Linked DNA regions of Mus musculus: regions 2, 3, 4 and 5 are each linked to region 1. The links are chromatin loops, found by intact Hi-C in ENCODE. Cell type or tissue: left cerebral cortex. All regions are shown on one strand. Region 1 holds the start of Zfp827 (zinc finger protein 827). Region 2 holds the start of Rbmxl1 (RNA binding motif protein, X-linked like-1). Region 3 overlaps Zfp827 (zinc finger protein 827). Region 4 overlaps Zfp827 (zinc finger protein 827). Region 5 has its middle 66 kb from the start of Gm39204.

The links. Hi-C counts contacts between places; a loop is a spot of excess contacts. Peaks named below come from ENCODE experiments on the same cell type or tissue, not always from the same donor. Only the 100,000 strongest peaks of a DNase experiment are listed, where the experiment ranks them.
Region 2: a loop joins it to region 1, with 5 times the contacts of the local background. A loop is called at or near these places in 3 of 42 quality-filtered maps.
Region 3: a loop joins it to region 1, with 2.1 times the contacts of the local background. A loop is called at or near these places in 3 of 42 quality-filtered maps.
Region 4: a loop joins it to region 1, with 4 times the contacts of the local background. A loop is called at or near these places in 3 of 42 quality-filtered maps.
Region 5: a loop joins it to region 1, with 7 times the contacts of the local background. A loop is called at or near these places in 3 of 42 quality-filtered maps.

What each region holds. Positions count from the first base shown.
Region 1 is chr8:79,028,264-79,033,263 of GRCm38, forward strand. It overlaps Zfp827 (zinc finger protein 827), which reads left to right and starts at 174. Exons shown (of 15, transcript NM_178267.3): 1 at 174-466. The coding sequence starts at 424. In left cerebral cortex, CTCF peaks have their summits at 2,281 and 2,931; DNase peaks (open chromatin) are centred at 586, 900, 1,477, 1,975 and 2 more places; H3K4me3 peaks cover 3,036 bases; H3K27ac peaks cover 2,993 bases.
Region 2 is chr8:78,506,483-78,511,482 of GRCm38, forward strand. Rbmxl1 (RNA binding motif protein, X-linked like-1) reads right to left here and starts at 2,446. Exons shown (of 2, transcript NM_001252089.1): 1 at 2,317-2,446; 2 at 1-335. The coding sequence starts at 230. It overlaps Slc10a7 (solute carrier family 10 (sodium/bile acid cotransporter family), member 7), which reads left to right and starts at 2,846. Exons shown (of 12, transcript NM_029736.2): 1 at 2,846-3,192. The coding sequence starts at 3,093. In left cerebral cortex, a CTCF peak has its summit at 2,724; DNase peaks (open chromatin) are centred at 1,712, 2,016, 2,472, 2,843 and 1 more place; H3K4me3 peaks cover 2,830 bases; H3K27ac peaks cover 1,624 bases.
Region 3 is chr8:79,125,513-79,130,512 of GRCm38, forward strand. The region is part of intron 7 of Zfp827 (zinc finger protein 827); the gene reads left to right. Among named protein-coding and RNA genes, the nearest start is that of Gm30271, 74 kb to the right of the region's middle. In left cerebral cortex, a CTCF peak has its summit at 2,081; a DNase peak (open chromatin) is centred at 3,234.
Region 4 is chr8:79,136,411-79,141,410 of GRCm38, forward strand. It overlaps Zfp827 (zinc finger protein 827), which reads left to right. Exons shown (of 15, transcript NM_178267.3): 8 at 150-253. Among named protein-coding and RNA genes, the nearest start is that of Gm30271, 63 kb to the right of the region's middle. In left cerebral cortex, no CTCF peak of the experiment used is centred here; DNase peaks (open chromatin) are centred at 2,647, 3,383 and 4,749; H3K27ac peaks cover 795 bases.
Region 5 is chr8:78,938,242-78,943,241 of GRCm38, forward strand. No RefSeq gene overlaps it. Among named protein-coding and RNA genes, the nearest start is that of Gm39204, 66 kb to the right of the region's middle. In left cerebral cortex, no CTCF peak of the experiment used is centred here; DNase peaks (open chromatin) are centred at 2,825, 3,512 and 3,912; H3K27ac peaks cover 1,770 bases.

The sequences.
Region 1 (5,000 bases):
ACATTAGTGTTAGGGGCTCGGAGACACAGCGCGCGGCCATAGACACCGCCGCACCGGCGCTCATTTATTTATACCTCCCATCACACGCGAGCACAGGACACACACACACTCACACCTATTAGATCCGTTTCCATTGAAGAATATTACGCTCGGGGACAAGCCAGGTGCACGACCAAAAAATTAAAAAAAAAAAAAAAAAAGGAAAAAAAAAGAAAGAAAGAAAGAAAGAAAGGAAAGAAGAAAACCCCTCTTCTGGCTCCAGGAAACAAGCTTCAACCCATTGCACACACCGGAGAGAAGGGGTTTCCCCCTGCCCGCCCCCCAACTACCTCCCCGCTCCTGCCAGTGTCTGCCTGTCTGCCCCCACGGGGGTTTATTTGATCTCACATTAACCAAGGAGGAGAATGTGAGAAAAGGGGGAAAATGCCCAGGAGGAAGCAGGAGCAGCCCAAGCGCCTTCCCTCACGTAAGTCATCCCTTCTCCACCTCCTCTCGTGCCATTTTCTCGCCCTCCCTCTCCTCTTTCCCCTCCGCAGCCTCCGCCGTTGTTTTCTGCATTAGTTTAGGGTTACAGAGGTGAAACTGACAAAGACACAGCCCGGGTTACTCCTCGTTTAGGTCTATGCCGAGGCAGCCATGTTGGTGATGATCAGCCCCGTGCCCTTTCTATTCTCTCTCTCTTTTTCTTTCTTTCTCTCGACCCCCTCTTTTTTTTCCTTGGGATCGGGCTTTTCCCCCCTTTCCCTCCCCCTCCTCACTCCGGTTTGCGGGGGAGGGGGCGAGAGGAGGGAGGAGGGGAGTAGTGTGGATGCCGGGTTTTTGTCGCGGGTGGGGGGAGGTGGGAGAGGTTGCAATCTTGGAAAAAAAAAAGAAATTCCGTGTGGATCCCGGTGCACAAGGGTGCGGGGTTGGGGCGCGCGCAGGGCCGAGGCCGTGACATGGCGATTGGGGGTGTCGGGGCGAGGGCGCGCGGCCGCCCGCCGGGCTGGGGACCGGAGAGGTCGGTCTCCGGCTAAAGGTTGCGCCGGGGTGGGTCGGCCCCGGAGCCGCGGGCAGCTGGAGCTGGAGGCGGAGGTGGAGGCGGTGGCGGAGGGGAAGGCAGGGGCGGTCGAGGAGGGTGTGGGGGCGCCGGGGGGCGCGGGTGGCCGATCGGGGGGCGAGGCCGGGCAGCCGAGCGGATGTGGGGTGCGGGAGCCGCGCCGAGGCTGAGGCGAGGCAGCCAGGGCGGCGCGCGGCGCGCGAGGTCCCTGCAGAGCCGAGGGGAGGGCGGAGCAGGGCTCCCGGCCGCAATAAAATGCGGGGTCAGGCGGAGCAGACAGAGCCGGGGCGACGCGGGCTCGCAGACCCCCCTGCCCCGCCAGCCCGAGCAGAGTCCGTGACTAAAGTGCATCCCAGCCCTCCTGGCCCTAGCCACACACGCCAACTGGAGACTCGCGCCGGGCTGCGCGGCCGGGTCCCCGTCCCCTCCTCCACCCGCGCCTCGGGTCCCTCCGCGCCGCCCTCCCGCTTTTCTTTGCGAGACTCTTAACTTTTCCCCCACTCCCTCTCGGGCTCCCCCCTCGTCCCCCCACAAGCTCTCCGCTCGGAGTGTTCCGAGATGCTGCTGAAGCTAAAAGTGAAGGAGAAAGAAGCAACTAAAAATATCCCCCCCGGGGCCGCCGGGCTCCTTGAATGCAGGGGAGAGGGGGCAGGGGAGAAGGCGTGGGGCGGGGTGGCGGGAGGAGGGGACGCGGGAGGCGCCGGAGGGAGGGGTCGGGGGAGACGGAGGGTCAGTTTCTCCTCTTCCCCCCTCCCGCCCCCCCCCTGCTCAGCTCCCCTCTCCGGGGCGGCTTGGCGCTGCTCGGAGCCCGATCCTGCAAAACCCGGGCTGGGGGCGGGAGCGGAGCCGGAGCGCCTGCCCGCGCGGGTGTCAGGCCGACGTGGTCGGTCACCTGAAGTTCACGGAGGGTGGGGGAAGGGTTAAGGTTATGGTGTCTCGGGTTATGTGTGAGCGTGTGTGTTTCCGCCGCAGACGGGCGAGCGCGATCGATCTCTCCTTCGCGAAATCTCCGCGGCGGTGCCCACGCGAGGGGTCCGCAGGGCTGCTGTGGCCCGGGCGGGCGCGGTGGCACCCGGAGTGGCGAGCAAGGGCACGCGCGGGCAGTCTGCTCCGCAAACATTCCTCTTTTCTTCCCCCTTCCCGGTATGCAAGGAGTCGACGCACAGGGCTAGGGTTATGCTTTTTTTCCCCTTCCTTTAGGGAGGAAAAAAAAAAATGCCCCCGTGCAGTCCTTTCTTCGCCTGCCCGCTAGAGGTTCTGAGGATAATATCACATATGTAATATATATGCACATAAAATCACTCGCAGGCGGCTGCGAGTGTAGGAAAATTTTGTGCGAGGAGGAGAAGGAGGCGCAGTCGGGGCGGGCGAGGCGGGAGGCTCCGCGCTGCGATTCACAGAAAACTCGCAGCAGTTGGTGGAAGTGTGCGTGCACATGGCCGGGCCGGGCTTCCCTCTTGCTCGGACGCGCGTGGGCAGCGAGGCGGGGGGGGGGGGGGGGGCTGCTGTCCCGGGCGGGCGCCACCGCGGGAGGCTTGCCCTGCTCGCACAAAATGGGCTTCAGTGTTCTCTGCGAACTTGCCCTTAGATGGCAACTTTGGGAGCTGATGAGCTTGTATGCGAAAACCAGGGCGGTGAGGTTACTTGGTCATTTCCCTTTCTTCTCTTCTCCCCCTGCTTAAAAAAAAATGTTGGCGGGGTTAGAGGGAGGGTGGGAGAAGAGAAGGGATTTATCAGTTTCGGCTGAGACGGCTGGAACGCCGCCCCTCCCGTGGTGTGCAGTGCAGTCGGGCAGCTGCAGCCTGCCCTGCCGGTGACCTTGACCCTGACCTCCTGCGACTACCCTCTGTCTGAGAGGAAATTCAGGCTCCATTTTAGCTCCGGTGTCTGGTGGGCCTCTCCCGCGGATTGCTGCCTGTTGATGAAGTTTTTCTTTTCTTTTTTTTTCTTTTTCTTTTTGAGAGTGAGCTCTCTCCTGGTTCTCAGATTGAATACTGCTATCTACTCCAAAAAAAAAAAAAAAAATCACCTCCCCTTGCAGTCATATTAAGCCACTTTACCCTAAGTAAGAAGCAATTTACTTTTGGAAGCACAGTAAACGGTCCAGCCTCCCCCCCCCTTCTTTTTAAGGGAAGCCTTAATTTGTAAAGCGTTTCCACCTCTTTTTGTATTGAATGAATTTTTATGTGTGCATGTGTGCTGCCTTTTCTAAGCGGGGTTTACACATGTTTTATAAGCAATTTACATTTTGACTAAGAGCAATTTCTGGGCAAATAGTGTATTTTCCAAGTCAGTCATAGTAACCCAGGGCCAGCTAAGAGCCCAGTGATGATCCTAGAAACTTGAGAATGATATACAGACATGAGGCATATCGATTTGGGTAAAAATGAATGTTCATTTCCATTTAATACAGAGTATAGTTGTAGACCTACGGCCTAGTTTTCAATACTGAACTATTTTGTGTTTGGGAAAAGGGCTCCCTCCCTGGGAGAACTATGCTGTATCAAGGTTAAAACACAGTTGAGGCTTGGGATTAAAGGTGCCTGTTAGAAGCCATCTTGGAGTTTAAAGAAGTTATACAGAGACAAACCTAAAAATTGCCCCCCAACCCTCGGTCTGTTTTGTAGGTGAGGCAAAGAGGTGGTTTAGTGAATAAACTGGGGAAATTTAAATTGCTTTTAAGGCAAAAGGACCTTTCTGAGTAAATGAAAAAGTTATTAAAGCCACTATTGATGTGTTGATTTAAGAGTTGATAGAACCTGTAAATATTAGGAAGTGCAGTGTGCATGCACGCACACACACACACACACACACACACACACACACAAACTTACTGTTTGAATTTGTAGAACAGTTGAAATCCTTTCCATTTCTGCCAGCAATCTTGGCCCTTGCACTCCCAGCAATGGGGCTAAAGAATTTCAGAGCACACACTGTTACCACATACAGATGTTTTCTGTGAGTGGAGTCTACTTCTCACATTAAACAATACTATCTAGGAACATTCTGGGCCTGCAAAGCCCACTGTCTTCCTACAGTACAGACACCAGGGAACCTGGATAGTCCACCCTAGAGTGGATTAGTCCTGGAAATCCAGGCGAGCACTTGGTATTATCTGATACCAAGTCTGGGGTGAGCCTTGGCTCCTGGCACAGAGTACTAGCAATTCCCCAGGCTGGGCTCCTGCCTGCTAGGGTTTCCTAGCTCCTTCTGTTCTGCTAGACACCCCTGGGACTGTTCAGAACCGAATTAGCTTTGGAGATGGGCGAGCCTTTAACCTGACACTACTAACCTTAGCTTTGGGTTTCTGATTTAAAATTCTACAGTCATTTTCTTCTGGGCCTCAAAAGTAAGTGGGGGAGGGAGTATGTGTGTGTGCTCACACATGTGTGTCATGTTTATGTTACATGGGACGTCTCAGATGTACTAGAAAAAGTGGTATGTCCTGGGAAGATGAAGTGGTCCTTCTATTTACATATCAAAGAGAAGGTCTGTAGTAACTTTTGGAAGTCCCACTCAGCCAAGGATGTTAAGCCGATATATTTGGGGGGTAGGCTTAAAAATTATTATTCAAAATAAAGGCTTCTGTTTCTTGGCTTAATGAAGTTATTTTCATTTTGGGACTTAAAATGTGACTCAACTGCTGTTGATGGCTCTTTCACAAAAGTTCTTTGATTAATAAAGTCCAGTGCCATGTTTGAAAGAATGGCCTCAAGGTCCTTTGAGCTGACCCAGGCCCTTGTCTTCACCAGAATTTCAAAGAGTGTAACTTAAGAAGGTCTACCAGCCTCAGAAGAGGAAGCAGATTCCAGGACTGTGTGGCAGATGTGGGACCTTTCAAGCATTGTTATGTTTGCGATTGTTATGAGGCTAAGAGGGACGGGTTCAGGAAGGTCGTTTTAATGCACTTACTGCGTCTGTATGTCCATAAACCCATGCTAATCAGCACTTTCAAATTTCA
Region 2 (5,000 bases), 520 kb before region 1:
TTTCCATCCAAGGACTTTCCATTCATATCTCTAGCTGCATCTTTAGCATCTGCTGGGCTTTCGAAGGTAACAAAAGCAAATCCTCTTGATTTGTTGGTTTCCCGGTCTTTCATCAAAAGTATTTCCACTATTCGTCCATACTTGCCAAATACTGCTTCAAGGGCTTTCTCATTTGTTTCTGTATTAAGCCCACCAATGAAGAGCTTTCCTGGGCGATCTGCTTCAACCATCTTGCCTTCCAGCTGAGAGTCGGAGGGGACGTGAAGGTCTCAAGCTCCTCCTACAAGCTCGCCAAATCGGCCTTCCAAGTAGCTCACCGGTGACAGCTGCTGGGTCTCAGAACAGAACAGAAAAGCCACTAGGACTACTGCACACGAGCACCTGTGAATATTATTGTATTAGTTTCCTCAGGCTGCTGTAACAATGCATTGCGAAAGGGCTGGGGGTGGGAGGTGTGTTATAAAACATTGATTTTCTTACAGTTCAGGAAGTCACGAAGTATGAAGGTAAGTTTCTATCAGAAGCCTTAACAAAAATCTGTACCATGACTCCCTCCTAGCTTCCAGTGGTTGTCAGTAATTCTTAGACTACTTTGGCTTATAGATATCTCAATCTAGTTCCTCTCTCCACCCTACGTGGTGCTTACACTCCACCTGCACACCTTTGTATGACATTCAGAAGAACTGCAGCTTTTCATACCTATCAACATCTGATTTCTACAAGTCACCTTCTGAGGTCATGGGAAAACGTGTCTTTTACAGGGGATGGTACTCCAGTTAAGTTGGAGAAAGGATATAGGCTCATAAACTTAATCTAAATGAATATGACCCATTATTCTGGACTATCTGGTTAGGCTTTAAATCCAAGGACAAGTATCTTTTAAAGATACACACAGAAAAAAGGTAATGAATGCTCAAGGATGCAGAGAGCAGCCACTTGAAACATATGGAGGGAGATGTGATGCCTAACCAGGTCGAGACTGGAGCATCAGAACCTAAATCAAGGAAGCCAGGGAATATTAACAGCCACAAGAAGCTGGAAAGAGCCTTTAGAACACATGGCCCTCCAATATCTCCATTTTGGATTTCCTTATTCTGCAACAGTAAAACAACATGTCTATTGTCTGAGTATAGCTAACTCGGGGAGGGGACTATTTGTTATAGCAGCCCTAGCAAACTAATACAGTCCTTGACAATACAATTCACAAAACTACGGTTAAAATATTCTATGAATTAAGATTTTGTTCTAAACAGGTCAAAATCTCTAGAAAGACTCTGTGAGCAGCCTTACTTAAGCAGCACTATCTGTGATGACCTTTTGAGTATTCGATGACTGAGGCAGATTTTTTTTTCCTTTTGAACCAAGCAAAATTACTGAAGAAAATTATGTTATAAATTTTACTTCCTAGAACTCCACTTACCTTGTGACTGTCTTATAATAAGCCTTTATCACATTTCATGTACTTCTTTTGCCTGGTAAATTGTTTAATGTCTCCCTATTAAGTTCTTTTTATCTTGAGATTAGCTTTTCTTCATGCTGCCTGATGCGTAATTACCGAGCAGTGGGGGCTGTGCAACTGAGAACTGATAGCACAACTGCTTAAAGCAGCTTAGTTTTTGGATAGCGAGTCATGTCAGCAAGATAAAGTTAAATAGAGCAAATTGCACGCCGAGTCTCTTTCAAGCTTTGAATGCATTCAGAATGAAAGTCTGGTACAATCCCTTTCGAACGTTACGTTCCATAGTAAACTATTCAAGTAGCTGATACCAGGCTGCTTCAAAATGTCCCACAATACTTTGTTCCTTTCTTTCTTTGGGTGCATAAAGAGGAAGGGTTGATGCTCGGAAGACCATTCGTGAAACTATGTCATAGATTCGCCAAAATGCAATGCAAGAAACCGAGGGTTGGGGGAGGGGGCGGACATCAGACCCTCCACCCTGGATCTGGCCCTCACTGCTTTTGTTCTGAGTTCCTGGCCCCCTCTCAGTTGTCCTGTTGCTTTAGTGGTTCGGGGTCAGGCAAAGGCCCGCACCACGCGGCCTCCGGAATCGCCCGCCCACGCGCGGCACACGGGTGGGGAGGAGCCTGGGTCGCTCTCTCACCGCCCCCCAGGGAAGATTTGCCCCATCCCGGCCGTCCTCCCCACTCCCGAGGCGGGTTTTGGCCGCGGAGGCGGTCGGGCAGAAAGGCCCGGGCAGGCCACCGACCTGGCGGGAAGGCCCAGCCCGCCTTCCCCGCCTTCCCGCCGCCGCCGCTGCGGGAAGGCGGGGGGCCTGCCGTCCCGGACGTCTGCTCGGCCACCGATTTTCAACCTACCCACGGGGCTAACGCTTCCCTAACTAGGAAGCCGCTTTCCCGCGCCGGTCGCCACACGCGTCTGCCGCCGCCGCTCCCGCCGAGAACCAGAGGCCGCGAATGGCTTCCCCTCCCCCCGCGCAACGTCAACGCGACGTCGGTCGTCGCCGTAATGTCTCGAGTATACGCGCATAGACATAGCAGGCATTGGCGCGCGCAGCCGCCGCCACGGCGCAGCCCGGTACCGGCCCAGCGCACGCCGCGGGTCTCTCGGGCTCAGGGCAGAGTGAGAGACGCTCTCTGCAAGGCATGTCTCGGGGCTCGGGCCGCCGTCAATATAGCTTTACTGCAGCGACACCCATGATGAGGCTGGGCGTCTGGGGCGCCTCATCCCTCTCTCCCACTGCGGGCCTCCCCAAGCTTGGCCGTGTATGCACGGCGGCGGGTCCTGTTAGTGCAGCCCGTGACTCGTCTCACTTGCGTGCTCCTGGTGTGCCTCCGTTTTACGTCCCCTGCGCCCTGGTCCTCGGCGGGTGGGCGCGTCTATTCTGAGGTGCGTGGTAGTGATGGCGGCGCTCAGCGAGGCTTTCCTGTCACTGGGTACTACTACTCCCAGCCCGCCTCGGAGCCGCCCGAGCCACCCCTCGGTCTTTAGTTTACGAGTGGCAATTTGACTTGCTCTGCTGCATGTCTGGAGGGATCGAGGAAAGTGTGGAGACGCCCCGGGGATTTAGGGATCGCAGTTTGGAAAGCAAGCCAGCCAAACAAATAAACAAAACCCACCCGCCCTAACAAATATGAGGCTGCTGGAGAGGGCGAGGAAAGAATGGTTCATGGTCGGGATAGTGGTGGCGATCGGCGCCGCTAAGCTCGAGCCGTCGGTCGGAGTGAACGGGGGTAAGTGCCGCACCTCCGCCGGCTGCAGCGCGCCGGCTCCCACTTCTGAACTCGTCGGCGAGTCCCCGGGAGGAGCGGCCGCCCTGGCTGCGGCACAGCCCTCTGTCTCGCAGCGGGAGAGAGGGGGGCTTTTAGCAGGTTCTTCTCACTTGCTAGCCCAGGAGGGAATTAGGAATGGGGCAGGGGAGTGGGAGTGCAGGTTGCCTTTTCTGCGGGCAATCAATGACTTCTGCTCAGTGCCGGAGTGAGGGTACAGAAACTGAAAGTTACTCCTCTCGTTCTTAGTAGCATCCCATCCCAAGGGACTATAGGTTGCCAGGAGTTCTTTATCTATCCTGGAATAGACCTCATTATCCAGTCTATTTCCGACTCCTCCCTTTTGCCGCCCCCCCCCCCCAAAAAAAAGTCTGTTGGAGAGAAAGGGGTTTGGGGGAGATTATTGGCGGGAGCGGCGGATAGGAGAAAAAGGAAAAAAGGATACCCTTGCTCCAAACTTCAATTTTTAGTGTGCCTTAGTTGCTGACTAAAACTCCCAATTGTACTGACACGTTGCACTCTTTCCTTACGGGACACTACTTCCGTGTGCTGCTGGGCTGCCGTTACTACAGCAGCCGTCCAACAGTTGCAGACTGTGTTAGACTATGCACACTGTATGTTTTGGCAGGGAAGTGTGGATGGGTTAAAACCTCCGCTCCAATCTCTGAATAGTAGGAGCTTTGTAATGTGACCTGTGGACACTGGTGGGAACATGGGACGTGTCACTGGCGTTTTATACCCTCTCCCCCACCTTCAGACAACCTTGTTCTGCTTTTCATAGATATTAATTGAGTTTCTTCAGTTCATATGTTTTTGACCTCATGAGTTAGGTTCCAGGTTTATTGGCAGATCGAATATATCAACCATGCAATGGACCCAAATAAGGACAGAAGAACACACAGTCTTTCCCAAGTAGGAGGTGCCCATGTAGATATTTGAAATTTTACCTTGTTATTAAAACCTTACAGAAGTGAATGGATGATCTCTCTGAATAGTGTTTTTTCTTTCCCCAGCCCTAATTTCTCCATTTAGAGTAACTTCTGGAATCGTTTGGATTGAATTATTTAAACAGTGATTTCGATAGGAAAGCTTTCTATATTTAATTTTTTCCCCTTTAAATTTAACATATTTTAAAATTTAAATGCAACATAGAGTATGTATAGTTACCAGTTAGTTTTAGAAACAACCTTTCTGTGAGCCTTTGGGAAACTGTTAAGTTGGGATTTTGAGTTCAGTCAAATGAAGGGGGAATCTCTTGTTCCTGGAGCTGGGAGAAGTGACATGCTCCTGTCTTTGAGGCTACTTACGATGCTCCACTGTACTGGTTACAGTGAGGCTAGATCTCTGCTCAGCATTGAGATGGAGTTCCTGCTGACGTGTGTGGCCTATAGCCCCGCATGTCTGGGTTTGCCAAATGCCTTTTCCCTTGCCTTCCCCAGTGCTGAGTGGACAGGAAGGTTGCTGATGGTGAATCAGTTCCCTAGAGTTTCTTGTTCTGGCAGATACAAGATGGACTCTGTGAGCTCAGTTGTTCCCTTGGATTCTGCTTATTGAACTTTTTTACACTATTGTGTCTTAGAAATACTGTTTCATTTTCCAACAATCCTTATGGTAGTATTATAGGCTTTTTTTTTCTTCGTGGGGGTGGTGCACAGCTTTAATCTCAGCACCAGGAGGCAGATCTCTGAGTTCAAGGCCAGCCTGGTCTACAGAGGACAGCCAGGGCTACACAGAGAAACTCTGTCTGGAAACCCCCAAACAAATAAATCAAT
Region 3 (5,000 bases), 97 kb after region 1:
GCAAGATTAGATCATGCGGTTCTGCCTTGCCCTTGCCCCTCTGCCCTTGTCTGGGTCCTTAGAAGGGCATGTGCACTGAATGCAGCCTGCAAATTCTAAAACCACCATCCTTTCACACGGTTAACCTTAAGAGTCTGGAAAGCTCATGTGTAAAGAAGCCTGTGGTGTCCTTTGAGAGCGTGTCCTGGGTGTGCCTAATGGTGTCTTCCTGACAGGCACCGAGGAGAGAGTCCTTGCCAGACTCAGGAGAGCGGAAGGACAGACTATGGATGAGTTGAATAAATCCTTTTTATTTTTTTATATTTCCTTTACCAGCACAGGCCTGCTTTCCACAGGGAGCAGATAACCAGCCATTATGGTCATTTGCTAGATGAAAACACACTAGATTTCAAGGTTTAGTAATAAAAAGAAGAACTGAATCTTCCTCCATGCCCCCAGCTGGCCAGGTGCTGTGTAAGCTGGAAGTAGGCAAATGGAACCCTAGAGTAAGCAGCCGTAGCTCCCAGCAGGTGAGCTGGACAAGTCCAGCTTTGTGTAACACCACGAACTTTGAACAATGGCTTCCAAGAACCTGTCTTATCCTGTATTCCCTCTTCTCCCATTAATAATCCAGTGTCTGTAGAGGCAAGGTCAGGTTGCAGGCCTAGACGTCAGGACTGCACACACATGCCTCACTTCATTCCAAAAAGAGCTCCATGTTTGCCCGGATCAGCCTCTTATCCATTCCTGGACAGAAAGTAGAAACCAGGGAGAGACAGACTCGTATCGTGCCATGCAGACCAACATTTAATTTGCCCAATTTTCCAAATCTGAAATGTAGGCTATTTTTCTATGATTTAGATAATGGCAGAAAATGTTGTTTACTAAAAAGGCACATTCACTTGATAGTGTCCAATATAGAATTTTCCTGCGTGGCAGCTTAGATGCATGCCCTTAAATATTTATGACTTAGTAATAGAAATTTCGCAGATTGCTAAACAGCATCATGTGCTGCCCCCGCTCGTGCTATTTCCCCTCTCACTTCTTTGGAGAATCTAAGAGAATGATGGTGTTATTACTTTAGGAGTGAAAAATTACACGGGGACACTGAGTGAGACAGAAGCAATTAGAGAAACAGGAAACAGCAAATGAAATTGCTGATTTTTGAATCTCTCTCTTTATATCCTATTTACTGTTCATATTTTGTGACATTCAAATTAAATACACAGAGAACAGCGGAACATTTAATATTGCATCGGTATTAATTTTATGGATTCCTAATTAATTAAGACACTCTAATTCATTTTTATTTCTTAGTGATACCAAGCTTGTTGAGGGGGTCACATGGTTATTTCCACGAATTTTGAAGCTATTCTTCCTGTATACTCTGTCACCTTTCAGCATACTGTCCTAAGAAATATTTAGATTTTCTGTCATCCCCCAGCCTCTAACATGATGCTTCTGAGCTGTGCACAGCCTACGAGGATACCTGCTGCAGCCTTGGACACACACTGACTTGAGAGTCTTTCCAATGCAATACTTCATCAAGTTATCTTTAAACCTTCATCTGTCAAAAGAAATTGAAATTGATTCTTGAAAATAGTTTTATTATGGATACCTGAACCTCTTGAAATTCTTTGTGCAGTAATCAGGGTGTGTGTGTGTGTGTGTGTGTGTGTGTGTGTGTGTGTGTGTGTGTGTATGTGGGGGGGCTCATTGTGTGTCTCTGAAGGGGCAGCTTTAGAGTTCCTTTCAGGGTCTGAAGAGGCCCCTGGTCTCTTTTCTTCATTTCCCATGCACCAGTGTGTTCTTCCTCCTGGCTGGCTGAAGACTCTTTGAGGGGTTGGTTAGCCAGAGTCTGTGACAAGCGCTGTAACCAGTGGTGGAACCAAAAGGCAGTGCAGTTTGGGTGCTGGCCACAGCCCTGCTCTTGTCTGGGGTTTTCTCTGGATCTTCCCCAGACTACACATTCAACAAATAGGCAGAAGGTGACCTTTCACAGTGGGACAGCTCTCGAATGACAGCAGACCACAGGGGCATTCGTGCTGCATGGATATGCTTGCACCATTGCAGAGAGGACAGCGCCCCCCTGGGTGGCCTTCCACAGAAAGCCCCTTGTCCTAGTTTGTGTGTGAAGTCACATTCTCCCTGGAGACCTGGTCGTCTAGGAGCTGACATTTCATGCATCCGGGTGTGCTAGGTTCCCTTCCTTGGTCTGTGGTGGCTTGGGTTGCCCTGATCTGGCCTCTTCACTTCAGCGGCCCTGACAAGGCCTGCATTGTGCTTCCTGCCCTGGGAAGTTTCTTGGCTTTTTGTGGCTGAATGTTGAAGCTCAGCCCGGAACCTGGACCCTAAACCTTGGGATTAGGTTCTGTGTATCGGCCTGCCTTTAAGAAGACCAGAAATAGATGCCACTGTACAATTCAAAGTGGAAACCACTGTGTGTGTGTGTGTGTGTGTGTGTGTGTGTGTGTGTGTGTGTGTGAGAGAGAGAGAGAGAGAGAGAGAGAGAGAGAGAGAGAGAGAGAGAGAGAGAGAGCTGTTTTTCTCCCTGAAATGTCCGGCTTTTCTATCCTCCATTTTTTTTTCTGCAGCCTCCCTTCCTTGCATAGTGTGTAGACTTAGGAAACCTGTGCTGAAGGTTACAGTGTTGCCAGGTTGTTTCTGTTTCTGACTGCTTGGGTTGGTTGGTTTGTTTGTTACAACTGTTCCTCCATATTCATGTTTTGAAAGGCCAAGTCTTTTTAAAAGTAAATGATCTAAACAGTCAAACCACAGAGTTTTAGTGAGAAGTTTTGAAGATAACCAACTTTTGAAGTATATAGAATATACACTTAAATAATCCCCATCACTGATAAGCCTTCTACCCAGAGAGCCCACTTCTAAGTTGGTAACGGGTATATTTGCAGAATTTATTTTTATGTATGCATATTTTCTTATAAAAACAAGATCCTACCATACATACAGCTTTACACCCTCAATTAACCTAGACCATGTTCTACAGCAGGTTTGAGTTCCTTGGTGTAACTCAGCCTGTTTCTTTTAAGACTTGTCTAGCATCATTCAGCATTTCCGTATGTCATAACTTACGTAACTACCATGATTGACTACCCAGAAGCCCGCCTCTTTCACATTGTTACCAATGTAACTAATGTTACAAATGGTGTGGAGATGAAGTGACTAAGGCACTGAGCTAAAGGAGGAGAGCTGTAAGCCCGCCTCTTCCACATTGTTACCAATGTAACTAATGTTACAAATGGTGTGGAGATGAAGTGACTAAGGCACTGAGCTAAAGGAGGAGAGCTGTGGGAGACTTGCCTGTCACACCTCCTTGATGACTTAAGCTTGGAGCACCCTAAAAGCAATGCCCATCTGCAACTCTAGTGTTGGGGAGACAAGTGGACTCCTGGCACTTGCTGCAACTCCAAGTGTAGATTCAGAGGGCTAGCTGCCTCATATATATATATATATATATATATATATATATATGAGAACAATGGAGGAAGACACCGAAAGTCACCTCCTGGCTTTCACATGCCTATATGTGTGCACAGACAGGAAAAGAAAGCATTAACATTTTTCAGGCCTTTGCTATAAATTGCCAAACTGACTTGCTAAGATTAAGGCTCCTGTACAACCAGGAACTGAAGAACAAGACAGAGAGACAGAGGCAGGCCAAGATTATGTGAAACTCGGAAAGGCCTGCATTCGCCATTTTAATTAATTAATTAATTCATTCATTCATTAATTCATTAATTTGTGAGTGAGTAACGTGTGTGTGTGTGTGTGTGTGTGTGTGTGTGTGTGTGTGCAGTTGTGTCATGTGGAGGTCAAAGGACAACTTTCAGGCAGCAGTTCTCACTTTATGCCATGTGGACTCCAAGCATTGAACTCCAACTGTCTCTCCCCGCTGAGCTATCTCACTTGCTCCACTCCCTGGTTTTCAGAACTATGTCTCTTTAAAAAAAAATAAGGATACTGCCACCATGCCATTTCACATCTTATAAAATGAGCAACGCCATTAGTTCTTCATTGTTTCCAAGGTTCTGTTGTTAGATGACCCGCCCCTGCCAGAAGCCACCATGTTTATGAAACAGGAGAATGGGGTACTCATAGCTCCTTCCTCACCTCCAAAAGCAGAAGCAGACCATGCCCAGGTGCCTGTGCCGGGAATGAGATGACAGTGTGCCGTGGCTCCTGTCACCCACGGGACTGGAGCCCCCACCATGCAGCGCCAGCCTCAGGCTTTAGGCAAATGCCCAGCTGACCTTTGCCAATGTAGAGATTAGCTCACGTTTTGCTTTCTTCAGTCTCTGTTTTTGAAAGTGTATCCAGCATGATAGGTGACAGGTCCCAGACCCTGTTCTGAGCTCACAAGACATCTCTGTTTATTACGTACATTTTAGGTTTGAATAAAAAATATTCTCAGTCTCATAATGTCAGGGTGGAAACTCAGCACTAAATCTTGGATGTTTTTCTCCCTAATTTCTCTTGGCTGCCACCCAGGGTTCTTTTATTAGTGACTACATAGGTGAGCTCTCTCAAGAGGAGGGGTCCTCCTGTCTGAGGTCCTAAGAAGACAACGGGTTCCTCAGTTCCACTAAACCCATGTTGTCTTTCATTTAAGGTTATTTTTTCATGTTCCATCACTCATAAATATGTTAGAAAACAAACATACACAACATATGTTTATGTGTATGCATATATTTATTTATACTAATCATCTCTTATTCTAAACTGTTAACAAATAAATTAAAGAATGTGATAGTTAAGGATAACAAAATATGCACTCCCTAAGGAGAAGATTGCAGTAACCATGAAATGCAGTTGAGAACTCAATGTGTACGGTTCCGCCAGTGGACTACTTGCCGAGCATGAGTGATGTGCACGGTTCCGCCGGTGGATGACTTGCGGAGCATGCCTGATTTACCTGGCTCCGCCGGTGAATGACTTGCTGAGTACGCGTGATGTCCCGGGTTCCAGCCTGAACATCGAAGCTGGGTGTGATCCTACTTGCCTGC
Region 4 (5,000 bases), 110 kb after region 1:
AACTTGAAAAAAAAAACACAACTAAATGCAGTAGAGAGTGTGTATTTGTGCGCGTGTGTGCGTGCGTGTCCATGTGTTTGGAGCCAGGTGCTCTGGGTGTCTTAAGTAACTTTAATTTACTAACCATCACCTCTCTTCCCCTACCCCAGCCCTTTCTTTTCAGAAGACACATTTAGACAATCACCATTCACCTCCAATTCAAAAGATCTGCTGCCTGGTGAATCTGTGCTGCACGGAAGAGTGTCTGCTCCAGGTAAGGACACACTGCTGCCTTTGCTTCCACCACTGGGTGCTTGAGAACAGCTTTTCTGAAATGTGTGTCTTCAGATGCTCGTGGCTTAGACACTGCAGCCATTCCTACCAGGGTGGGTTTCAGAGCCAAGGGAGAGATGCCGTTGAAACCGCCACAAAAGTGCATTACAATAAAATGCAGACTATGGTAACCCCTTTGTCTTTGTTTTAAGATCTGTTTATCCCTTCCTTGCTGACATTTTGTCCATGTAGTGAATTTCTTTTTCTTTAACACAGAGAATAAGGGCAGGGAGATGGCTCAGTCAGTAAAATTCTTGATGCACGGTCACGAGGACCTGAGTCGGATGCCAGCTCTCACATATTCTGAGCCACAGTGCTCACCTGTAGTCCCAGGACTGCAAGAAAAGACAGAGGACCCCTGGGGCTTGCTGAGCAGCCAACCTACCCAAGTGCAGCTTCAGGTCCATGAAAGACCCTGTGTCAAAAACTAAGGTGGAGAACAGCTGGAGACGACACTCAGTGTTGAGTTCTGGCCTACACATACATGCATGTACACACACACACACACACACACACACACACACACACACACACACACATTCACGCAGAAGGTATAACCTGAAAAGAATGTGTCTTATGTTTTGTCAGTATTTTAGGAAGGCACACCTGTCCCTGAGGGTGTGTGTGTGTGTGTGTGTGTGTGTGTGTGTGTGTGTGTGTGTGTGTGATATGTGTGTGTTCACAATTATTATGGGGCATTTGAGAACCGATTACCTGCTCTGCCGTCGCACCTTCTCTCCTGGATGTTGACGGACATTCAAAAGCACTTGATGGAACCCATTCTCATGCGTTTGAGCCTGAGAGCAGAATGGGGGCTGAGGCTCTGTGTGCATGTGCGCGTGTGCATGTGTGTATGTAGGAAGGGTTTCAATCAGGGTTCCTGGCCCTGGAACTCTTTCTGGAATCTAGTCTAAGGACAGCCCACAACCCCCAGGAGCTCTGTTTCACAGAATATTGAGAGCGGAGTAACTTGCCGTGTTGAAAAGTTCAGTGGCTTCTTCTGAAGCCGCTGTGGGCATCACAGTGTGTGCCCTGCAGAGCGGAAGTCTGTCTTTCTCAACCTAGAAGTGTTAGGCAGAGCCATCTCTTGTCTCCACACAGCCAACCAGAGTCTAGCCATTTTCTTTGGCTCTGTGGGAGGGCATTTCTGTTCAGCCCCGGGAGGAAATATGGTCAGCAAGAAGACATGATGTCATGATCGGTTCTAGGGGCTGAGGAGATTCTGCCTAGTTTTCTATCTCTCTTCTCAGGCAGGGCCTCTTGGAGCCGCTGCTTGCTCCCTACTGTGTCATTTGAAGAGCTGTTATCCCGGTCCCCCAAATTATTGCCCCGCTGTTAAGTTGATGGATTGTGACTTTCTAATGTCAAAATAACTGCCTAGGAATTGCCTGCCAGAGTGCTGTGACCCGTACCGCCAGTGTCCCATGATGTATATATAAACCCTGTGTTGCAGGCGTCACATCTGACTTAGCTGTGTTTAAGTCTGCTTGGAGGGGTTTGGAGGAGCCAAACCTGTGGATGTTTAAATGTGCACTGTGCGTGGAAGCTTTCCGTGGTGATAGCTTTGCGTTACATGTCATATAAACTCACACTTTAAAGCTAGATCTTATTTGGAGGGAGATGGAGTGAACATCACTGGGATTTTAAACCTGCAAATCGACCCTCGTAAAGAGCAATCAACCTGTTGTTGAACAGAGAGCCCTCTCTAGGCAGTTAGAAACCAAAGGATCCTGATGTGTTCACAGTTACCTAAGTAAATGAAGAAAGGTAGACTTGGGTTTTTGGTGTGGAAGTTCTCTGGAAACGGAAGTGAAATGAGAAGATTTAAAACACCACTGTGGACATGTGATCCTCAACCAAAGACAGCACTGTCAGGAGAGCCCCAGCGACCCCCTCACTAGAGAAGACCAAAGTTTGCAGTGTAGAGACTCTGAGGGCAAACACTCTTGCTTCACGTCTACACTGTGCAAATGGGCACTATATCCCTGTACCTGCTCCCTGGTCCCTTCATATGGCTCCAAGACACAGAAGCCTCAAGGATCTCTTTGCTTCTACCAAATACCTGACAAGAAGCAGTTTACAGGAGGGTTTGGCTCATGGTTCAGATGGGACAGCCATTGTGGAGCAGAAGGCGGGAGCTAGGAGGCGCTTGGTCTGAAGCATCAGCTTTCCTCCTTTTCTCAGTTCAACCTTGAGAGGCTGCGCCTACATTGAAGGTGGGCATCGCCTCCTCAGCCAACGCTCCGTAGAAAAGCCTGGTAGACACACCCAGAGGCTACCTTACTAATGCCCACGTGTTCCCAAGTGTCCCAGCACATATGGAAGTCAGAAGGCGGCCCACAAGAGTCAGTTCTGTTTTTCAGCATTCAGGTCGCAGGGGTCAAACCAGGTCAGCAAGCTTGGCAGCAGAGCCCTTTCCCACGGGCTCATCTCATTGCCTCTGAAGAGGGTTCGTAGTCCAGTCAAGTTGAAAATAGGAGATAGCAATCATAATGACCAACCAGTGTCTTTGAATGAACTATTTTAATCATCGCATTTTATTCTATGCACATTGGTCTTTGACCTGCATGTATATCTGTATGAGGGTATTGGATCCCTTGGAGCTAGAGTTATAGACCGTTGGGAAGTGCCATGTGGGTGCTGAGAATTGAGCCAGGGTCCTCTGGAAGAGCAGCCAATGCTCTTAACTACTGAGCCATCTCTCCAGCCCCTCGAATGAACTATTTTTAAGTTGTCTCCCATTAAGTTAAGTGAGAATCTAATGGTGTATGACAAGGAGGAGGTTTGTGTGTTTGTTACTGGAATATTAGGTAATCAAGCCCTGCCCCCATGCTGCTGTCGGACCCTGCTTTACACGGTGACGTGCACCACCTCACCAGCTGGAAAGCAGAAAAGGTGCGAGTCTCAGAATGCATCTGGACCCAAGGGTATCACACAGATCTTTCAGTCCATACCTGGGCCCAGTAAATCCAGTGCTGGGAACACAGAGACTGATACTTCACTTGAGAATCTTAACAGGTCTAGAGTGAGTTGTGGGTGCTGCCTCTAGAAAACCGTGGGCGGCATTTGAGCAGCAAAATGCTGAATCACCGGAGAAGATGGGATTTCCCAAAGTTGCTTCACAGGGAGAGCTTTTGCAGTCCCAGGATGGCATCACTTAGTGAGAGCTTGGATAGAGGCAAGGGAGGCAGGGCCAGAAAGTTGACTGATCTGGGAAAGTGGTCAGTTTTGCAATCAAAAGGGTGGCAAAGAGATTGCAGGTAGCTGTGCAGAAATGGGGAGGCCAGGAAAGAGATATCTGATGGGGAGGCAGGGGTGAGGATGTCTGATGGGGAGGCAGGGGTGAGGATGGCTGAGGAGAAGGAGGGATGAGGGTGGCTGAGGGGAGGCAGGGGTGAGAATGACTGATGGGGAGGCAGGGGTGAGGATGTCTGATGGGGAGGCAGGGGTGAGGATGGCTGATGGGGAAGCAGAGGTGAGGATGTCTGATGGGGAGGCAGAGGTGAGGATGTCTGATGGGGAGGCAGGGGTGAGGATGTCTGATGGGGAGGCAGGGGTGAGGATGGCTGATGGGGAGGCAGGGGTGAGGATGGCTGATGGGGAGGCAGAGGTGAGGATGGCTGATGGGGAGGCAGGGGTGAGGATGTCTGATGGGGAGGCAGAGGTGAGGATGTCTGATGGGGAGGCAGGGGTGAGGATGTCTGATGGGGAAGCAGAGGTGAGGATGTCTGATGGGGAAGCAGGGGTGAGGATGTCTGATGGGGAGGCAGGGGTGAGGATGTCTGATGGGGAAGCAGAGGTGAGGATGACTGATGGGGAGGCAGAGGTGAGGATGTCTGATGGGGAGGCAGGGGTGAGGATGTCTGATGGGGAGGCAGGGGTGGGGATGGCTTTCCTTTTCATCTTTGTTTTGTAGATAGGTACAAAGTAACTTCTCAGAGTATCATTTAAAACTTTGGTGTTCTTAGAAACCTCCTTCTAGGTCATTTGAATGCCACACTTGAAATATTTCAACTTTTTATTTCCTTAGCAAACTTATTTCCATAGCAAATGCAAGATTATGCCAGCCCTTTGGATTTTCTTAGAGTCCCAGTTGGCGAATGAGGCTCACTATGGCCAGTGGCAATCTACCATATCCTTAGTACCTGCAGCAAACACAGCGATATTTCAACAGGCGACTGTGGTATATCAGTATAAACTGCTGAGGTTGGATCTGAAACTCCCTCAACGACCTGTGTGTGCAGAAGGCTTGGTTTTCAGCTTCATGGTATTGGGAGGAGGTAGAACTTAGCAGCTAGGGCCCAGTGTTAGTGGAGAGCTGTGCCAAGGGGACCCGTGGCCAATTCCACGTGTGTGACTGCATTTGGGGCCGTGAGTGGGGCAAAGTAGGTAAGGCTAGTGGGAACTGTGTGGACTGTGAAGCAGTCGAGAATAGCACAGTTAACTAGGCATCAGCAGATGGTATCTGCAGCTCACAGCTGCCGCTGTCTCAGACACAGAAGAAGCACAGAGCCTCCCAATGCCTTGGCCGTGGTTGTTGCCAGTATTTCTAAAGCGACTTCCCTGAGAACCAGACCTGACATTCTCACTTGCTGTGAGCATCTTCGACTGAGGTAACATCAGGGATCCTTAATGATCATGAGATAAAGGTCATTGTCACTTTCTGTCAGAGTGGCATGGGAACATGG
Region 5 (5,000 bases), 90 kb before region 1:
TTCTCTGAGTTGTCCTTAGAACGCATGTCCATCTTGTGCCATATATACACATCCGCCAATGTGGCCTTTTCTATTTTAGAAATTGGCAAAGCCGCTAGCTGTAATGCAAACACTGGAAGCTTAGGGGACGATCCCAAGTCTGAGACCAGTGTGGGCTGTGTAGTGAGACCCTGTCCCAACAACAACTACAAAGTCTGAGAGCAGTGTGGGCTGTGTAGTGAGACCCTGTCCCAACAACTACAAAGCAAACTGATTAACAAAGAAGCTACGTTTGCACCTCACTGTCAACCCATGGGAGTTACCATAGTTACATATCTTTGTCAGGATTTAGTGACATTTCTATTGTTCATCTTAACCATCAAATTAGAGTTTCTATATGTTCTTGATGCTCTTGCCATAAATACTTCTTTGAGGAATTTATTCAAGTCTCTTCCCTGTTTTTTAAAAAAAGTGTGTGTGTGTGTGTGTGTGTGTGTGTGTGTGTGTGTGTGTGTGTGTGTGTGTTGCTATGTAACAAATGTGCATGGATGCCCACAGAAGCCAGAAGAGGGCATTTTATCCCCTAGAGCTGAGTCACGGGTGGTTGTGAGCCAATATGTGTGTACAGGGAGCTGAACCCAGGTCCTCTGTAAGAGCAGCCAATGCTCTTAACTGCTAAACCACCTCTTTAGTCCCACCTGCCTAATTTCAAAACGGCATCACATGCAGTGTGGTGGTTAATGTTCACATCTGATGATGTCTAGAATCACCTGGGAGACAGACCATTAGACGTACCAGTGGCAGTTATCTTGATTAGGTTAATTGAGATGGGAAGACATGCCCATTGTGGGTGTCACTATTCCCTGGGATCCTGGACTGTATAAAAAGAAGAATGTGAGCAGAGTGTCAGGATTCATTACTCTCCTCTTGACTACTGATGCAATGTGACCAGCTGCTTCACTTTCCTTCTGTCTTGGCTTCACATTATGATGGACTGTACTTCAACTGGGAACCAACACAAACTCACCCTTCCTTCTATCCTTCCTTCCTTCTTTTCTTCCTTCCTTTGTTCTTTCCTTTCTTCCATCCATTCATCATTCCTTCCTTCCTGCCCTTCTTTTCTCCATTAGTCCATCCTCCCTCCCTTCCTCCCTCTCTCCCTCCCTCCCTCCCAACCTCTCTCCCTCCCTCCCTCTCTCCCTCTCTTCCTTCCTTTGTTCCTTTCTTTTTTCTTCCTTCCCTCCCTCCCTTCCTCCCTTGCTCCCTTCTATCAACCCTCCCTTCCTTCCCTTCCTTCCCTTCCTTCCCTTCCTTCCCTTTCTTCCCTTCCTTCCCTTCCTTCCCTTCCTTCCTTCCTTCCCTCCCTCCCTCCCTCTCTCCCTTCCTTCCTTCCTTCCTTCCTTCCTTCCTTCCCTTCCTCCCTTCCTCCCTCCTTCCTTCTTTCCTTCTGTGTGCTGCCTTTGTCAGGATACTTAATGATAGCAACAACAACCAAAAAAAAAAAAACAACAACAACAACAACAACAAAAACTATGACATAGTATCTAGTGGCCCTTTTTCATAATACCTCTGCAAGTCATAGAAATCCTTCAAGACTGTTGTCCTAGTGGTTGTCATTCCCCTCCTAGGGTCTGAGTTCCCAGATCACCACTGATGAGAGCTCTAGCAAATGGACCACCAGCTTCCTCTATGCCCCACATCCTGTTCCAGGTGGGATCCTTTTGTTACCTAGTGAATCGTTCCCCAGACCTTGCTTCATATCTGTTTTCTTGGATAGATCCTGGTTCTAACTGTGACGGCTCAGTATTCTGAGGAGTGGGTATCAGAGGGAACTAAAAATGTAAAATAATTATTGGACCAAAGACCTGGGGAAGACAAAGGGGTCAAACCCTCAGGTCACAATGGAGGTCTGACAGCTGTGAAAGGGAAAGGCTCAAAGGGAAGTATACCTCAGAAAAAAACTCTTATCTCTGAAGTGGGGAACTCCAGAGCTCCTTCGGGCCATTAGAAGAGTCCAGTGACCAGTTAGGCTGTATTGCATCATTGCCTGAGAACAGTCCCTGGAGGGATGACCTCATTGTACACTCCCCCGAGGACATCCTGCACACTGCACTGAGGCCTGTCACTATCTCTATCTGTAGCTTCTTTGAAGAGGAAATAAAATGTCCAGCTATGGAGCTGGCTTTCCTTGGTATTATGCAGACAGTGATGGAGGGGACATGGGAAAGACAGAAGGAAAGTCAGTGGATGCATATCAGAAGATGGACTTTGGGAAGAGTGTGAAATTATCCAGGAAGAACTTCATTAGACTACTTCCAGGGCTGTATACAATCGCCCACCCTACTGTGCTTTGTCTGTTCAGTCTCAGTCAGTCACCAGATAGTCCACCTTTAGTGGGAAAGTGACAAAATCAAGAGGTGAAACATTCCTAACATTTAAATAAGTTATCACAGCATATGCTTGTAATTATTCTTTGTTATTGTTATTCTTAATTGATGCTGCAAAGCCCTTATTGTATCTAACTTACAAAATAAATTTTGCTGCAAGTACAGGAAGATGAAAATTTGTGGAGTGTGGTATTACCCGTGGCTGGTTGTCTCCCAAGGGTCTTGGCTAAGAAGAAGCTGCTGCCCAGTGGAAACCCTGTGTCTGCCTCTTCTTCCTTCATTTGTCAGCTCAGCATCTCCCAGTTAGAAGGTGACAGGGAGAGCATCCAGCTTCACAGGAGGACCACCTTCCAGGCTGACATGAAACTAACTTTGACCCCATTTTATAGTTAAAAAAAAAAACCACACACACAAAAGCACGGATCCTTTAAAATCATATCTTTAAATAAAACAGTATTCTAGTCTTTTCCATGACTCACTCATCCTTCACCCAGCTACCAAATATATCTTCCTGAAATATTTCTCTGCACAATTTTTTCTTGAATGACCTGTTAACAGGACTCGGGCCTCACTCATTCTCCAGGCTCTTCTGCTATTGTTCAATACAAACCATCTACTGCCAGTATCCCTGTGTTATGTGAATATGGCATGGTTCTTCGCTGCTATATCTTCTTAAATCCCCCTACTATGGCTATAATACGATTTTGGATTAAGCTATTCTTATAACTGGGAAAGTACTGCAGAGAGGAGACAATTAAGACATTATGATTGTGTTTACCATATCTTTTATGGCTGCTCTGTTCCCTACACAGAAAGCAAACTACTGGTTTTGTACATGATGCTCATATGTTATCCCCAGCCTACAAAACCAGATCTGTGTCCTTAGTATTAGCAGATGCATTCGGCGACTTCTATGCCACTGTCTTCCTCTGCAGTGTTCTCTTCCTGGACTTACTGACATTTCCCAGGACTTCCCAGCAAGATCACCCTGGAATTTCCCGCTGCCTCTCTTTGGTGTCAGAGGCGCAGTTTCCTTTCTTGGGTTATTGGGTCATGTAGGTGGAACACACCATCCATGAGCGTCCTGAAAGAAATGGAAGGGAACTTTGTTGAGATTTCGCACATTTTCATGTATCACTTCTACCCACAGCTTTGACTAACAGTCTAGACATCTGGTGAATTGCAGCTTGGACATATTCTCTGGCACAATCTCTATAGGCATTGCTATTTTGTCTCTTACCATGGTGTCTATGAAAAAGACTTCAAGAAGTAAAGGGGTTGTTCACTGAGAGAACACTCTGGAGCATGATGATTTAATGCAAAGAACCTATAGGAGTGGGCTCATCCTGGTAGAGTAACAAGACCCAATAAAGCTGTGGAGAGAAGGGGAGGAAGGTGTTGGACGTCAAGAGGTGATTGGTGACCAGATCCTATTAGCATCGAGTGAGGGTCTTTATAAGCTCTGGCTTTTACCCTCAATAAGCTAAGACAATAATGAACCATGAGCAGAAAAATGTCAATTCACAGTGAACAGACACACATCCTGTACCGAGGACAGACTGACTTGTTTAAAGGCAAGCATGAAGGCCAGGTGGTATGTGACTACCGTAAGCCAGGCAAGCCATAACACACTTGTTCCCAGCTAGTGAGATTCCAGTTAGGAGTGGGAAAAGTGTCCACAAGCATTCAACTTCTGGTTGTGCTTTGAAGTTGGAGCCAACAGGATGCGCTGATGATCACAGGCATGAGATGGTGATACAGGCCACAGGAAGAGCAGCGCCCAACATGACGCAGTGTTTTTACCCTGAGTAAATGGAAAGGAGAGCACATGAGATGGAGATGCCCGTAGGGAGGGCATGGGCTTCATTCTGGGCATCTTCTTTTGAGATAGCTCATTAGACATCTACAGAGAGAACTCAAGTGGGTAGCTGGATAACTGAGTTAAGAAAATCAAGCCATCTCAGCTGGGCATACAGGCTTTGAAGTCATCAGATACAAGTGATGACACACTGATGTGATGAAGGAGTTTGTAGATATATAGAAAGAAGAGTCTGGGCATTGAGACATGAGATACACAGATGTGTTACAATCAGGGATTCTGGAAGACTACATAGGAGATGGAGAAGGAATGGCTGCAGAGGTGGAGAGGAAATCAGGAGACAATTACATGAAGAAGAATATCATTAGCTGCTGACTGAGACGTTAGACAGGGGGCTGAGACACAGGAGCATAGAGGTCCTTGGTGACTGACCAGCTCTGATAAGACAGAAAACACATGAGTGGGAATAAAAGTTTTCTTTTATTCCTGTGTGTGTGTGTGTGTGTATGTGTGTGTGTGTATGTGTGTATGTGTGTATGTATGTATGTATGTATGTATGTATGTATGTATGTATGTGTGTATACATGCACTCATGCAAAAATTTGGGTGCACATTCCTGGTATGTGTGTGTAGAGACTGAGATTGGCAAATGACTATGGTTGATTTCTTCCTCTTTTACAATTTGCCTTAGTCACCGGAGGCAGGGTCTCTCACTGAACTCATAGCAAAGCTGGTGTGCAACATGCCCCAGCCACCCGTCCTCACAGCTCTGGGGCAACAGCCGCACACAACCATACCCGGCTTTCCTCACAGGT